Linked DNA regions of Homo sapiens: region 2 is linked to region 1. The links are chromatin contacts, found by Hi-C in ENCODE. All regions are on one chromosome and are shown on one strand. Each heading gives the region's core, a stretch centred on a gene start or an enhancer-like site at or near the end of the contact. The rest is flanking DNA. Distances are from core to core; before and after follow the strand shown.

What was found. A loop is a pair of places that touch in the nucleus more often than their neighbours do. Pooled maps may share reads with other maps.
Region 2: a pooled map shows a loop between it and region 1 (1.9-fold over the local background). The contact joins the promoter of UNC5C here to the enhancer-like site in region 1. A Hi-C loop is called at or near these places in 1 of 168 maps with a recorded cell type or tissue (prostate gland) and 3 of 50 pooled maps.

What each region holds. Positions count from the first base shown.
Region 1 is chr4:95,213,484-95,220,541 of GRCh38, forward strand. UNC5C (unc-5 netrin receptor C) reads right to left here. Exons shown (of 16, transcript NM_003728.4): 8 at 6,502-6,693; 9 at 5,486-5,830; 10 at 2,641-2,728. Among named protein-coding and RNA genes, the nearest start is that of UNC5C, 330 kb to the right of the region's middle. RefSeq lists an enhancer at 5,461-6,660. Within about 2 kb of position 2,933, at least 2 of the 41 ENCODE cell types and tissues checked have a DNase peak (open chromatin) inside an H3K27ac peak, as active enhancers do.
Region 2 is chr4:95,544,896-95,551,953 of GRCh38, forward strand. It overlaps UNC5C (unc-5 netrin receptor C), which reads right to left and starts at 4,078. Exons shown (of 16, transcript NM_003728.4): 1 at 3,839-4,078. The coding sequence starts at 3,962. It overlaps UNC5C-AS1 (UNC5C antisense RNA 1), which reads left to right and starts at 4,253. Exons shown (of 5, transcript NR_183914.1): 1 at 4,253-4,336. RefSeq lists an enhancer at 4,520-4,649.

The sequences.
Region 1 (7,058 bases), core at 1,683-4,182:
CATCTCTGTGGCTCATTCAGGCTGTTCAGCTGCCAGCCTGCACTTTCGCTTAGAGCATATTCAGCAATGATAAGACCCCTCTTGTCACATTCACTATGCCACATGTAATTAAGTTCACGCCTCCCTTCAGACAATTCACATCCGCAGATGACCAGCTGGATACCATCCAGCTGGAAACATACCCAGTTTGGGATGCAATAAAAGTAATCAGAGAGAAGGAAAATGGAGAAAAATGCTCAGAATTTTCCTACGAATGCATAGTAACATCACAGCTCCTGATGTCCTCACAGAGTCTTCTTCCAAAGAAGTTCTGTCTTGTATCATGTGTGGATAGAAAGGATCTTTAGTGAGCAATAGAAAGTGTATCCAAAAATGCACCGTAATACATAGGCAGAGGTTTGGTTTGTGCATTGGTGCAATGGAGGAGGATGGCACATTAGGAAGCAGAAAGTGCTTTGTGATCAGAAAAGCCTGAGTCTGAATTCTGCCTTGCTAAGGTACTAACTGAAACCTTGGCTTTGGAACCCAATTCCCCTGTGCCTCAGTTTCTTCATCTTTAAAGTGGAGCTCATCACAGCTTGCAGAACGTAGTGAGAAGTAAATGAAATTAAGAGTTTGCTGGATGAAGGGCAGGGATGCTTTGTTTTATGACTATATCCTAAAGCACATTCTTGCCATTGTGTTTTACAATAAAAATGCATCTGGTTCATAACAGAAAACTAGTGAAGAGAAGACTTCTCATTTATCTGAAACTGTTATCCTCCTGTGTTTGTTTCTTGGTTCATGGTCTGTAGTGCATATTTTCTTTTGAGATCTTGAGGTTTTCCTAGCTTCATTTTTATAAACAGAACTTCTTTTATGCACACCAAATTCAACAGAGTAATTCCCTCTGCACCTAACTTCAGATGGTAGGCATAGCAAGGAGTGATTTATAGTTTCCGTTTCATTATAGTCAAAGGCAGAGAACCCTAACAGCAGAAAAGTGTCTAGCTTTATCAATTTTCTGTTTTCTCTTTCTTTCATCTAAAATGTACAATTATCCTGGTTCGGCTGCCAAGGAAAGTATGGGGAGAGCAGGCACGTGAGTGCACACCTCTTTCAGCTTCAGCCCGTGCCTGCAGCAGCCCCTTAAGGCTTGATCTTCAGCTGCAGATAATGATAATCTGATGGAAAATAGGAGAGCTCAGGCATCTTACTGTTTCTCACCATAAAGCACAAGCCAATACTTATTTCTATTTAAACAAAATGTCCACGCTGACAAAGGCCTTGATGGATAGATGTACTTAATGCTAACCTTGACTCTGGAAGAGAGAAAGAAAAATAAAATAAAATAAAGAGATCTTGGAGTTTGCTGATCTTCTTTTCTCCTGATGCAAAAGAAGGGAGCTTTGAGGGCCTGTGAATGTTGCTTTGCATTGGGAATGAAAAAAATGAATATTTGATGTGGGTAAATACAAGCCTTTTAGTGATTTTTCTGTTGCTCAAATTTAAGGCATGAATAATGCTCAAGAATTGTATTATTTTCTTAGACAGGCTAGTATTTATGTAGGTGGAAGTACACCACCCGAGGAAAAAAATGTTCTGGGTCACACCAATTATAAATGCCAGTATCTCCACCTGAGAGCATAATACAAAAGCTTTATGGCTAGTGAAGAACAAGGCTAAAAATGGACGTTTTTCTGAGGATGAGAGCTGGGAAAAGAAAAGGTATAATGTGTTATAATGATAACCTAGTTCTGCATTGTCACTCATGCTTTATATTCAGAGCTCAGGGCTGAGGAGCCGATGCTCTTCCCCTTGGGAAAAACAATGATAATTACATGATGAGGATCTCCATTTTAACAACATCTTTCATTTTAAGATCTTGGTGTACTTCAGAAGCATTAATCAGGCTTCTAAAGCACTATTTAACACACGCATTTTACATGGAAACTAATCAAGAAATACCCAATACGATTTGTTAGAGGCCAAACTGAAAATTGAATTTAGGACTTCTCAATGCCTCTTGTTATTTTTACTTAAAATAACTTCTTCTTTATGATTATGAAACATTCTAAACAAAACCTTTTAATTCAATCTAGTTTTAATCAATCCTAGACCCATTCTGAACAGCCTAATGTGGAATTTATAAGTGTTAAACATAAGAAGGAAATTAGTAATACTTAAGCTAGAAGACAGTCACAAAAGGAAGAATCGTGGGTCAGAATTAAGGGCTAGGCTGAGTGGGAGCGGTAGGGATTGGAGGAGTTGTCCAATCCTTTGTGACCTTTGACTCTGTAATGGGAACAGGCTGGATTCCTGAGCCAGATGCCATGAAGTCGACGTCTCTGTGTCTACCCACTTGTCTCTCTGGACAATCTAGGGATCACATTTCTGGACATTTTTCCAGGAAATATGGCAACGTGTCCACTTGGGAAAAGATCTCTAGCCTTCTACCCATATTCAAGATCTGCAAAAGCGTCTGGAGCCTCAAAGACAAAGAGAAGTAAAACCTGACCTTTTGTAGGTCAAGGGAAAAAGAATGTATGCCAGAAGCAAGGCACTTGAGACAAAAATATGTTGGGTTTATTGTGTCTATTGTACAATTCTCCTCCAAGTTAGACATTGGTAAAGTCAGTGCACCAGAAAAAGCATATTTACCTCATAGTTTCTTTCCTGTGTACAGTCACATACATTTCGTAGACTCTCCCTTGGGGAATGGCCCCAGCGGGAATCAGCAAGCTGACTCCTGAATAGCAAAAGAGAAAAGCAGTCATTTAAGACTTTTGCAGCACGTAAAAGGGAATGAGGAGATTTTGTGACCGCGCAGCCATAAGCCTGCTTCATTTTCTCTAAAGACATGTAAATATTCCGAGTTGCTCCATTTTCCTTCCTCATTGGCCTCCTTACCACGGCTCCCTCTGAACTCTTATGCAATTACTTAAAGGAATGATGTAACTTTTTAAACTCTTGTTTTATTTGAGGAACAGACAGATGGTTCCACTGTTGTTTTCCTTGCAAGACAAGGGGAAAACCAACAACTGCTCAAAATTTCAAACAGCTGTAATGATGCATCATTTCCATTTTTTTTTAAAATCCCCACAAGATTCAAAGTCAGGGAAATGCCAACTTCAACATAAAAAAAAAAACAACATGTATTTTTTAAATATCCGGTTAGCATCAATGTAATTCCACAATGGTATAAGAATTGGTGAAGACCTTTTATTATACATAACTCTAGAAAGTGAACACTAACTCCTAGTTTAGTCACAGCAGGTCAAAGCGTTTCTAGTTAGTTGCTAATCGGTGCCCTTTGGCAGAACTATTAGATTGGGCTGTGTTCTAAGCTAACTGTGTCTGCTGTGGCAGTGGCTTGCAAATTTGAGCTCAGGTCAGAACCACCTGGAAAGCTTGTTAAACCACAGATTACTGGTCCCTACCCCGAGTTTCTGATTCAGAGATATGGGGTGTGGGGTAGATTTTTTAGTTCAACCAGTTGCCAGGTGATGCCCATGGTGATGGTCTGGGGCCCACACCACTGCTCATCATCACAAAGAGTGATTCAGTGTGGACAGCACTCCAAAGATGTTTGGCTCCATCATTTGATTCCCCTAAAATCCAGCTTCCTTCAGCTCCATACAAATTTATGAAGCATCCTTGTGAGTACAGTGTTTGACACTGTTGTGAATTTCAAAAAGGAAAAGATAGTCTTCCTGTCTTTGAGTAATTCATAATTTAATTAGCGAGGAAATGGAATATGCCAAATGAGCGTGGGGCAATATGAAAACTTGCCTGACCACACTGGAAAGTCTCAAGAAAAAAGAATGGAGAGTTAAGAGGTAGTAGGCCTTCATGTAACTGGTTGAAGATGTTGAGCCACAGACCTCTTGAGAAGGAGAGTAATGTGAGAGCCCTGGTGTTGTAGGAAGTGGACTGTCAATGTACAGAATGATTTGTGGAGGACACAGCAGGAAGATCACACATGAGGCTACCAAGCCTCAGTGCTTTTATTTTTTTCATTGAAAACATAAAACATACCTTAATCTTTGTTATAGGGATGAAACAGCATTATGAATATAAAGTAATAGGTAACTATTGTTTGTCCATTAAATAAAATATCATATGTTGATCACCATTGCCTAATACATAGGAAGAATTTAAAACATGCTAGCTCACTCCCTTCCACTTAAGAGGCCTTTATAATAATGCACATATGAAAAAGTGGTAGGTAGAAATGGGAAGAAAAGGCAGAATCCAATACATTTCAGAGGGAAAAGAACTATTTTGAGAACAATTGTAATGTTTAAACAATGGAAGAACCTTAAAGTATGTTTTGATTCATTCAATAATGGACTGTTATAAAGATATTTAAAATCATGATTTTAAAGAGCATGCAATAGCATGAGGATTAATGAGAAAAGGGTGGAAAACATTATATAATACATGATCTCAGCTATGTAAACTGTGAAGAAAAAAATATTTTATTAAATGTTTTGATTTTGTTAAAATATACTTTTAAAGGTTTAGGGTAAAAGTTGCCAAGGCATTGAAATGAAAGAGTGAATGACAGGAAGAATCAAATAAAATTTCATATTCAGGCCTGAAGACTCTTTGGTCTGTATATTCCTTGAGTATACACATATTATGTTTTTTCAATGTGACAACACTTTAGGTATTTACATTTTAGGTATTACTGTATTTACAAAATACTCACAGCCTTGCCCAAAAGAATTAGATAGATTTAGAGAGGAAGCCATTAACCCTTTTATGACCCATGGTTCCAAGCTCATTACTAATATTGATTAATGAATATCGATTTTTAATCCAACAGTATCAGGCATTAACCTTCATTCACCATGAAAGACCTTTATGAGGCTTATTGTCTAGATGCAGAGAAACTACATAATAAACTGAAACCAAGTAATAGTACAAAAGCACACCTGATGAATCTGGTGATTCTGGATACAAATATCAGAGGTAGGAGTGAGTACAGTGTACACTATCAATACTGTGAGGTGAAAGACTGTGTGATCAAGTTAGGTTAATAAATGAAGATTTGATGTCTATTATGATACCTCTGATGATCAAAAAATTTGTTTTCTGTATTATTGCTTCATGTAGTAAATTGGAACTTAATCAAATGATATATTTAATAATTAATTCGTCCTTTTAAAGTATAATGACAACATTAGGACTTGTGGCTTGATGTTGCCTTCTGAAGTTCTAGTAAAAAGGAGGTCAATGATGGTTCTAAATTACACCTCAGCAGAAAGTTGTGAGTATAGAATTTCTAGAGGAAGTGTTTTCAGAATTAGTTGGAGGAAGAGAAATGGTTTTGCTGATTTGTCTGAAGTAATGTTCTGTTTACATTGAAAGTAGATTTGGGCTGGATAGGTCACATTTAACATTTCAGGCCTAATGAAAACATCCCACGAACAAAAAAGATTTTGGTATGGAAAAATATGTTTCAAGCTGCCTCTTTGCAATTTAAACCTCTAGGAATTACCTGAATTGGGAACAATAAGGTGACCTCCCAGCGAGTTGAAGCTGCCAAATGCGGTACAGGATGGATCAGTCTGCCTTGCTAGACTCTGGTTCTTCAGGCTGAGGGCTTCATTCTCCAACAACGACTGGGTCATCTGAGGGGACAGCTTGGACGTAAACTCAGAGAGGTCATCTTGGGGGGTGACAGCACCTGAGGTGTTGTACACTTTGATTTTCAGGTTGGGCAGTGGATCCAGAATTGGAGAGTTGGTCATTGGGATTTTGTCTGAGACGTCATGCAGGGCATAGACAGGTCCTCTGTACATGGCTGCAGCTGACGTGAGGTCTGGGGGTACAGCCAGCAGATCTGAGTCAGAAAGAGAAAATAATCCCATTGGCATTCTCCATTCAGGCCAACCTACATTAGTCAGACTCCCCCTCACACTTTCTGAGCCGAAAGTAAAGCAGCTCAGCTAATATCGGAGATAGATAGACAGGCTCTACTGAAAACAGGGCAATCAGATAACTACCAGCTCTTTTATTATTGGCTGTAAGTAAGTGGTCAAGCTCATTCTATAATTTGCTTTGATGTCTACTCATTATGCCCAAGGTATTTGGCTATTTCAACAGATTGGATTGAACAACGAGCCTCACTAGGTGACGATTAGCTATGGTTTCCCTGGTCTATACTGGATTTGGGTTCATTGGTAAATCATTCTATTCATAGCAATACAAGATATCTTGTCAAAGGAAGTTAAAAAAAGAGACTCAAGAAATCAGTCAACCAATCAGGGTACTCTTTTCGATTAGAAGTTAAAAAGTGACAGAGCAATCTGTCAGAAAAGAAAAAAAGAGGATTTATCTTGTTAACTCTAATTTGTTATGTAAATGACATCAATACAGTAATGAACAAAATTAACTCAAATTGCTGTCTTCATGGAGCTTACATTCTAGCTGAATGAGATGACTCTAAAGTCATTGATTTTGAAACTGCTTACATGCATAAGTAACAGGGTGTGAAGTGGAATGTCAACTGACCTTGTCTTGCTGCCTTGATGTTCACAGGCTGAAAGCCCCCATTGAGTGCCGAAGAGTCAATAATATCTGACTCAAAGTCACGATGATTCTTCCGATACACAAACAAGGCCACAACTACAGAGATCGCCAGGCAAACGATCACTGCTATCACAATCCCAACATAGAGAGCAACATCATCTGAATCAGGAGCAGCTAGAGAGGAGAGTGAAACATTGAACCAGCTGCTTATAGAAATTTCCCACAGTACACATATGTATTGCTATAATTTTTTCAGACATTTACTGCCTTTTTTATAGGTTAATTTCAAATCTATTTCAAAAGCTATATAAAATGGCTGTGGCCTTTCAGTGGAAAATTGTCTCTGATTTCTTTTCCTTTCTCACTCTGCATCTATCCACCCACTAATCTATCTTATAATTGGGCAGCATAACAGACTGTTTATTACTAGGCATATAAAGAAACTGGAACTAAAACCATCCCAACCCACAGGAAAAAAAAGTTTATTACTCATTTCAGGTGGAAAAGTTTGGAAGGGTTTTTGAATTCACTGATAGTTC
Region 2 (7,058 bases), core at 2,828-5,327, 330 kb after region 1:
CCTCTGCTGCTTCTGCAAAGCCATGACCTAAATCAGAAAAGTGTTAAACGCAGTTAAGGCCTAATAGAGCACACTTGCTGTTGGCACTAATTGGAGAACCTAGCATACATTAGAGAACAGTTATGTTTAAGTCTCAACAATAATTCTAAATAAGCTAACAGGGTTTACTTAGCAGAGCTCATGCCTTGTTCATGTCCTTAGGGGGGGTTGCTTAAAATAGACCCATACAAGTTCTGACTAGGACAACCAGCTCCAAACTACAATAGGAGGTGTTCGAGGACCCTGTCTTATTTAACTCTTTACCCTCAGTATCCAGAATACAGGAGTCCAGGGAGTCAATAAATGTCAGTTATAATCTAATGATTCCTAATTCTTTGCAAGTGTTTGAAAAGTTTATTCTTTGAAGATTTTAAGCATTCTCTAAGCTAGAATACACAAAATTATTTTTCTAAACAGAAGTAAACTAGCCTACTTTTCCTTATTGCATATTCCTAATGTGAATTCATAAACTTTCTGTACTCCTACAATGAAAAAGTATACGATAGAATTGTAATGAACTTTAGTTGTCTTCACTGTTGACTGTCTATTTGTACCACACCAATATGCAAACATGCATAAAGGAATTTTTACTCTTTTGTAGGAAGACATATGTTATTTAAAAAAAAAAACTATGAATTAAGATAATAGGGAATTATCCCAATCTAATTAGAGACTTCAGTAATTTTTTGTCCTGAGTTTGGTGGTGTTAACACTCATAACACTAGTTGGAGCTAGATAAGCAGCATATCAATGCTGTGTAGCCCAGATAAAATGCATTTATAAACCAGGAGGGTCCTAATTCAGAAGCACACTGATCTCACACACACGCGCGCGCGCGCACACACACACACACACACACACTGCCTTTTACTAGTAAAATCTTTCATTCTTGGAAGTCACAAACACTACAAATTCCCTGGAGCTAGGAGTTCCCAGCAATCCTGAATGAAACAATTAGGGCATAGCCAGAAAGGAGAAAGTTGTTGCCTACAGCCTAGAGAATTTCCCAAGGACCTATTGAAAATGACTGCTGCCTAAACCACAGTTACAAAACTCAGTACACTCACAAATAATGCCTATTCTATGTTTTATCTTAAATATCTGTTGTTTCCTTGATTATCTCTGAAGATATATATACATACTTCTAATTTTTGCAGTACTTCAGCAACAGAATAAAAACCTCATCCACATTGTAAAGTGCTTAAAGTAACTTTCCCATGTTAATTGCTCTTGGACTTTCATTCATAAGAAATAGTTCATTTGGATCTTTAAGTCATCACCACAAGGAAATCATACCTTGAGGGTATGGGCTAGTGTTCTAGTCCAAGGAAAGGAGAAAGAAGAAGAATAAGAAGGAAAAGGAGGTCTGACTATCAGACCATTTATAAAATGTGTGATTCTGCAAGGAAAGTGTTAACGGTGGCTCAAGATAAACAGGCTGGGTTACTGTACTGCAGTGATGAAGGTAGTAGCTGATAGTGGAGTTTGGTGCTTTATCCTTCCTTTGATAACTAACAGACAACACAGGAAGAGCTGCTATCCCTGGAACATGGAGGATAACAAAGATAAAAGCGGTGGAATAGTGCATTTTACAGACCATGAGATTCAAACAAAAATTTTACTAATCAAAAACTGAAGGAACTAAATAAACGAAATGGACAAGAACTGCAGTGAAATGCATACACCCAACGGAGTACATTTTCTTTTTCCACTTAAGATGAGAATCAGTCCCCAATCTTTAACTTGCCTACGCTACAAAAAGTGCAAGAGAAAAAGTCTATCCTAAGCATCTTTTCTTTTTAATCTCTTCTCCCTTCTTCTTTCAATATTAATCCATTTACAATCTGCTGTTTGATTATCTTTATTGATCCTTTTTCTACCCAGTCTTTTTAATTTGGTTATTGTAAGCTCTTAGCAGGAATCCTATCTCTTGTTTGGCATCTTTGGGGACTTTAACTTGTCTTTTTCCCAAACAGTTCTCTCACCGTGCCCCGTCCCCCTCTCCCGCCACCCACCCCCATGGCTCAGTCCTTTGTATGCCCAGTAACAGCAGGCGAATTCCACAGGGAGTCGCGCGGTTGATTCCACGACTATTCATAAGGTTGTTCACTTAAGCTTCCAAACACCCCCCTCTAAGCACCCTTGGCTAGCGCCCTGAGAACTTCTTATCAATTTTAGGAAATCCACAAGCTATGATTCTCGGTGGAGATTCCTTTTTAAATAGACAGACAGATGAACTCTGGAGGTGTGCATAAGAAAACCAGAGCAGAACCTCAGGGATGGGAGGCATCTGGCGAGAAAGGAAGGAAGGATTTATGAGCAGGGCCACTTAGCAGGGCAGCAGGAAAATTTACTTCCGAAGAAGCTATCGCTAATTCACAAAGCCTTGCTAATCACTTACCTCTCCACCCAGACCGCACTCCTATGCTAGGCGCTCTCCTCCGCTTCCAACACCCCCATCCCCACCCCCAGCGCCTCTCTAAGATCAGAGGGAATGCTGTCCGGAAACCCTAGGGTGTCTGAACATCACCTGGGGAGTTGGGGCTATCGTAAAGCCTCCCTTTACTCTCCAAATTTGGAAGGAAGAGTAACCGAGAGTGAAGGGAGAATCCCTGAATTGCCTCTGAATGCTGCATAAGCTTCCTTCATTCTCTCCTCTTCCAGGAAAAGCTGAGCTGCCTCGCCTGAGCCGGCTATCACCACTGAAGTGGGCTAAGAGACCCAAGTAGGAGCTGGGCTTGGCCAGAAGTTTTGGGGCCCAGGTGACCTGAAAGAGACCCCGGAGGGGACAGCCTTGGCTCTTTCTTCTGCGCTCCCTTCCAGTCAGCTTTCCCGGCTTTGAAGGCTGGGAGCTGCTGCTAACACTTCAAACTAGGCGGACAAGAAGGGAGCCGGGCGATCAGCTCCGGAGCCTCCCCTCCTCCCTTACCCATCCCCAACTCCCGGCCACACTCTTCCCAACCCGGCTTCGCCCAGGGCCCCGGTCACTTATGTTAAAGTTCACAGGCGTTAAATTAAAATGTCAGAGTTATAAACTGGTCGACTACCCCGGGGAGTTTCGGATTTGGTTTGAACAAGCAGCCGGTTCCCCCAGAGCTCCGGGATTTTCATTTCTACATCCCCTGGTGGGAAGCAGGCATGAAGCGGGGTATGTATGAGTGCAGAGGCATGCACATCCCGGGCCTGCCTCCAGCCGGGTACGCGGATTCGGGTGAGCTGTGTATTTCCACAGCACCTGAAGCAGCAGGCGAGGGGGACGGGTGCTTTTGAGTCCTTGACAGTAATGGACACATTTCCTTAGCTGAGCGCCCTTCGGGGTCTAGTGTGCTCAGAGACTCAGTGAAGATCCTGCTACCCCAGTCTTGGCACAGCGCGGGGAGCCTCTGCGCATCATGCGCTTCGGGGTGCATCTACGGTATGTCACACAGCCACCCGCACCGAGAGTCTTTCCAAACCTCCGTGTGTGCAATATGCAACAACGTGCGCGTGCGGAGCTGAAAGGGCACAAGACACTCCAGGCTCCCACACGTATGGAGACGGATCGGCTGCGTGTCCACACCCCGTTCGTCCCTGGTCCATTCGTGCCCATCTCAGAAGATAGATTAAACATAATAATAATAATAATTATTATTATTATAATCAAAGCTTCTTGACTAGTTGGGAAAGTGGAATTTAGAGTGGTTTCCAGTTGAAAGCAACGAGGCAAATTGAGGAAGTCAAGAGAACTGGGGAGGAGGAGAGGAAGGAGGGAAGGAAGAAGCTAAGGGAGGTGGCCGCGGAGCTTGGCGGACCCCCTTACCTTGGGCGGCGGAGCCAGTGCCGCTGGCGCTGAGCAGGGCCAGGGCAGGTAGCACGAGCATTTGCAGCAAGTATCCCAGTCCCAGTCCGCAGCGGGCCGCTGTCGCCCGCAGACCTTTCCTCATCGTAGACAGAGGTGTGCCGGGGGGAGGGGAGGGGGACAGAGAGACGCGCAAACAGCTGAAAGCCCCACTGGGCAGAAGCTGAATCCGTGCACCGCGAAGCAGTCCGAAGAAATAACGACAACCAAGCGCCACACTCCACTTTCTCCAAAGGCAGGGGCCAAAAGGGGGAGGAGAGGAGACGCCGAGGAGGAGTTTGAAGGTCCCTCTTTCCCAATGCCTTCTAACTGACGTCTCCCGCGAGCGACTGCTCTGCCCCCACTTGGGAAGTCCAGGGAGGCGCAAGGCGGCCACCTCCGCCGCTCCCCCCAGCAGCAGGAGCAGCCGCAGCTCCGCCGCACGCCGAAGTCTGGACTGCTCTCCGGGTCCCCTCGCCTGTGAGGAACACACACAGACACCGGGGGTGGGGGTGGGGGTGGGGGTTGAAGTGGGGGGAGTTGGAGGAGGAGGGAACGGAGGGAGGAAGCTTGGGCACCGTCAGGCGCTCTGGTCTCCAATCTCAGTGTTCTCACGCCGGCGGAGAGATGTCCCGGCTGTCGCTGCTGGGTGGCCAAGGAGGTTCACATCCTAGAGTAGGGCGCACGGGTGCGCGAAGGCGCTCGCCAAGGAGGCGTAGAGGGCGCAGCACAACTCCTCTGGGGGGTAACCGGGGGCGGGAGCACGCCCGCCCGCCTTATGTAAGCAAGGATTGCAGGGAGATCAGCGCCCAGGAGACCAGCTGTGGGTTTGCCCGCTGAAGCCGAGGCGAGACAGACCAGGGGACGAAGCGGCTGCGGAGAGTGGCAGCGCGCCTGCCTCCCGCGGTGCGCCAGACCTGGACGCCGGGAGTGCAGCGGGCGCGCCCCGGGCCACTAGGCTGTGTCCAGTGGAGCTCAGCCTGCCGCCTGCCACCTTCTTCGCCGCGCCGGCAAAGCCTCAGCCGAATTCCCTAGGACTGGACTCGGTCTACGACTTCGGGTCTCGCGGTTGACGAAGCCGGTGCGGGCTCGAACTGAAGTCCTTCTTGGTTGGGGAAGAAGGCATGAAGCTTTTGCACTGCCCCAGCCGGCTGCTGTCCTGGGGTTGTCAGCGCCAGTCAGACTGCTTTATGTTCTGAGCGCGTATGACCCCTTTGCAGTGGAACAGAAACTAAAAGCTCGACGGAAACTCATTCTGCAACAGTGCTTTCTTTGCGTGCATGTTGGTGGCTGACAAGGGTGGTGATGCGATACCGAGAGAAACTCTCTTAGAAAAAAAAAATGCAAAGCAAAATTTGTAGATACTCAAAGTGATGGTGGAGCCTATAACATGTTTTTCAAATTTCTAATAGTGTGTGTAAGAACTCGAGCTGCTATGAATTTGTTTACCTTTCTACAGGAAATAATTGTCTACGTAGCTGGGTTGTGAATCCCTGTGGTCATGATGGAGGGATGCAAGATTGGGTGGGTAAAATAAGACTAGACAAAAGGAAAGTGAATTTATTAAAAGGTCAACACACAGACACAGACAACATTTTGGGAAAAAGAAAATCACTTCCCAAGATTAGCATGTCTTTAAACTAATAATACATCAGGGAATTTTATGCTCTTGGTGCCAAGGGGGCCATGTGTAAACACGCATGCACACACACACGCAGGAAACATGAGGTCTAATTTTGGCTGTGGTCATAACTACTCTGTTACCCTGGGTAAGTCAGGTAACCTGTGAATGTCTCAGTTTCTTCATTTGTGAAATATTTTGATAGTTTCAAAGTTCTCTTAAGTTCTAACATTCTATGATTCTGCCTGCACAGCCCCATCTAGGCAATAAGACCTATCTCGGATGAATCAGGGAGATCCGAAAAGGTAGTATTTGCCAAAGACATTGACAAAACTGGCCACTTCTTATTTCTGTGGAGACTCTGTCCACCACACAAAACCCTTCTTCACTCTCTTCATCTTCTCCATACCAAGACATCAAGATATTTGACAACAGGGTGGGTGCTGGCACCAGACTGTCTGCCTTCAGTTCTTAGCATTTCTTATTACTTGACTGATATTGAACATTAAAGCTAGGTGCCTCTCTTCCCTAATTTGTAAGATGGGTCTAGTAACAGGAACTATCTCATAGGGTTATTTGAGGATTATGTAAGTTAAACATATGTAAAATGCCTGACGCCAAAATTGTAAACTGCTGTTCTTACCATTGATGAAAAATTCCCATTAGCCTCATGCTATCTACACCAGTGCTGTTCAGCAGAAATTTCTGCAATGAAGAACATGTTCATATCTGTACTTTCTGAGGTCGTAGTTATGAGATACATGTGGCTACTTGCATGCAATGTGGCTAGTGTGAATTGGAAATTTTTATTTAATTTTAATTTAAATAGTCACATGTGGCCAGCAGCTACCATATTTTATGGTGTATCGAGGCCACTAATAACTTGTCAAGTATTTTGAGAATGACTTCACAAGGGATTATTATTATACTTTATATTTATATGTACAATTTTACTAAGAAGGACAACAGCTTAAGTACTAAGAAATCTCCACACATACTCACCATCACATCAACGACATCCAAAAGTTATTTATTTACAATTTTATTGCCTGTCTTCTTAAATTAGAATTTAACTCTTTTAAGACAGAGATTTTGCCTTTGTTCATTATTTCAACCACAGCTCCTAAACTGAGCCTGATATATAGTTGGTACTCAATCAATATTGACTGATTTCCTGCCAAAAAAGCTCAATGGGGAAGACTCCTCAAAGTCTAGGACAGCTAAAGAAGGTTGAAATTGTCGCCTACTCCTGTTTGGGGTATTGAGGTACTCAGTGACAGATACCACATGCAATTAGTTCCTTAAAATAAAGAATACGAGATTAAAAGAGGAAATGTAGTTAAATACTGAAATTCAGCCTAAAGATGGCAGGAGAATGGTTTGAGAAGTGGTATAGAGTAATGAGGTGGAAAAGGGGGAAGAGAGTGAGAGCACCACACAAAGGACAGGAAAAACACCAGCAATACATCAGCTTTACACAGCAGGCAAGTTTCCTGCTCTCTACAAGTACAGATGGAACTTGTCTTGTGAATTAACATCCTGACTACTTTTGTTGATCATCACATTTTTTCCTCATGAGAG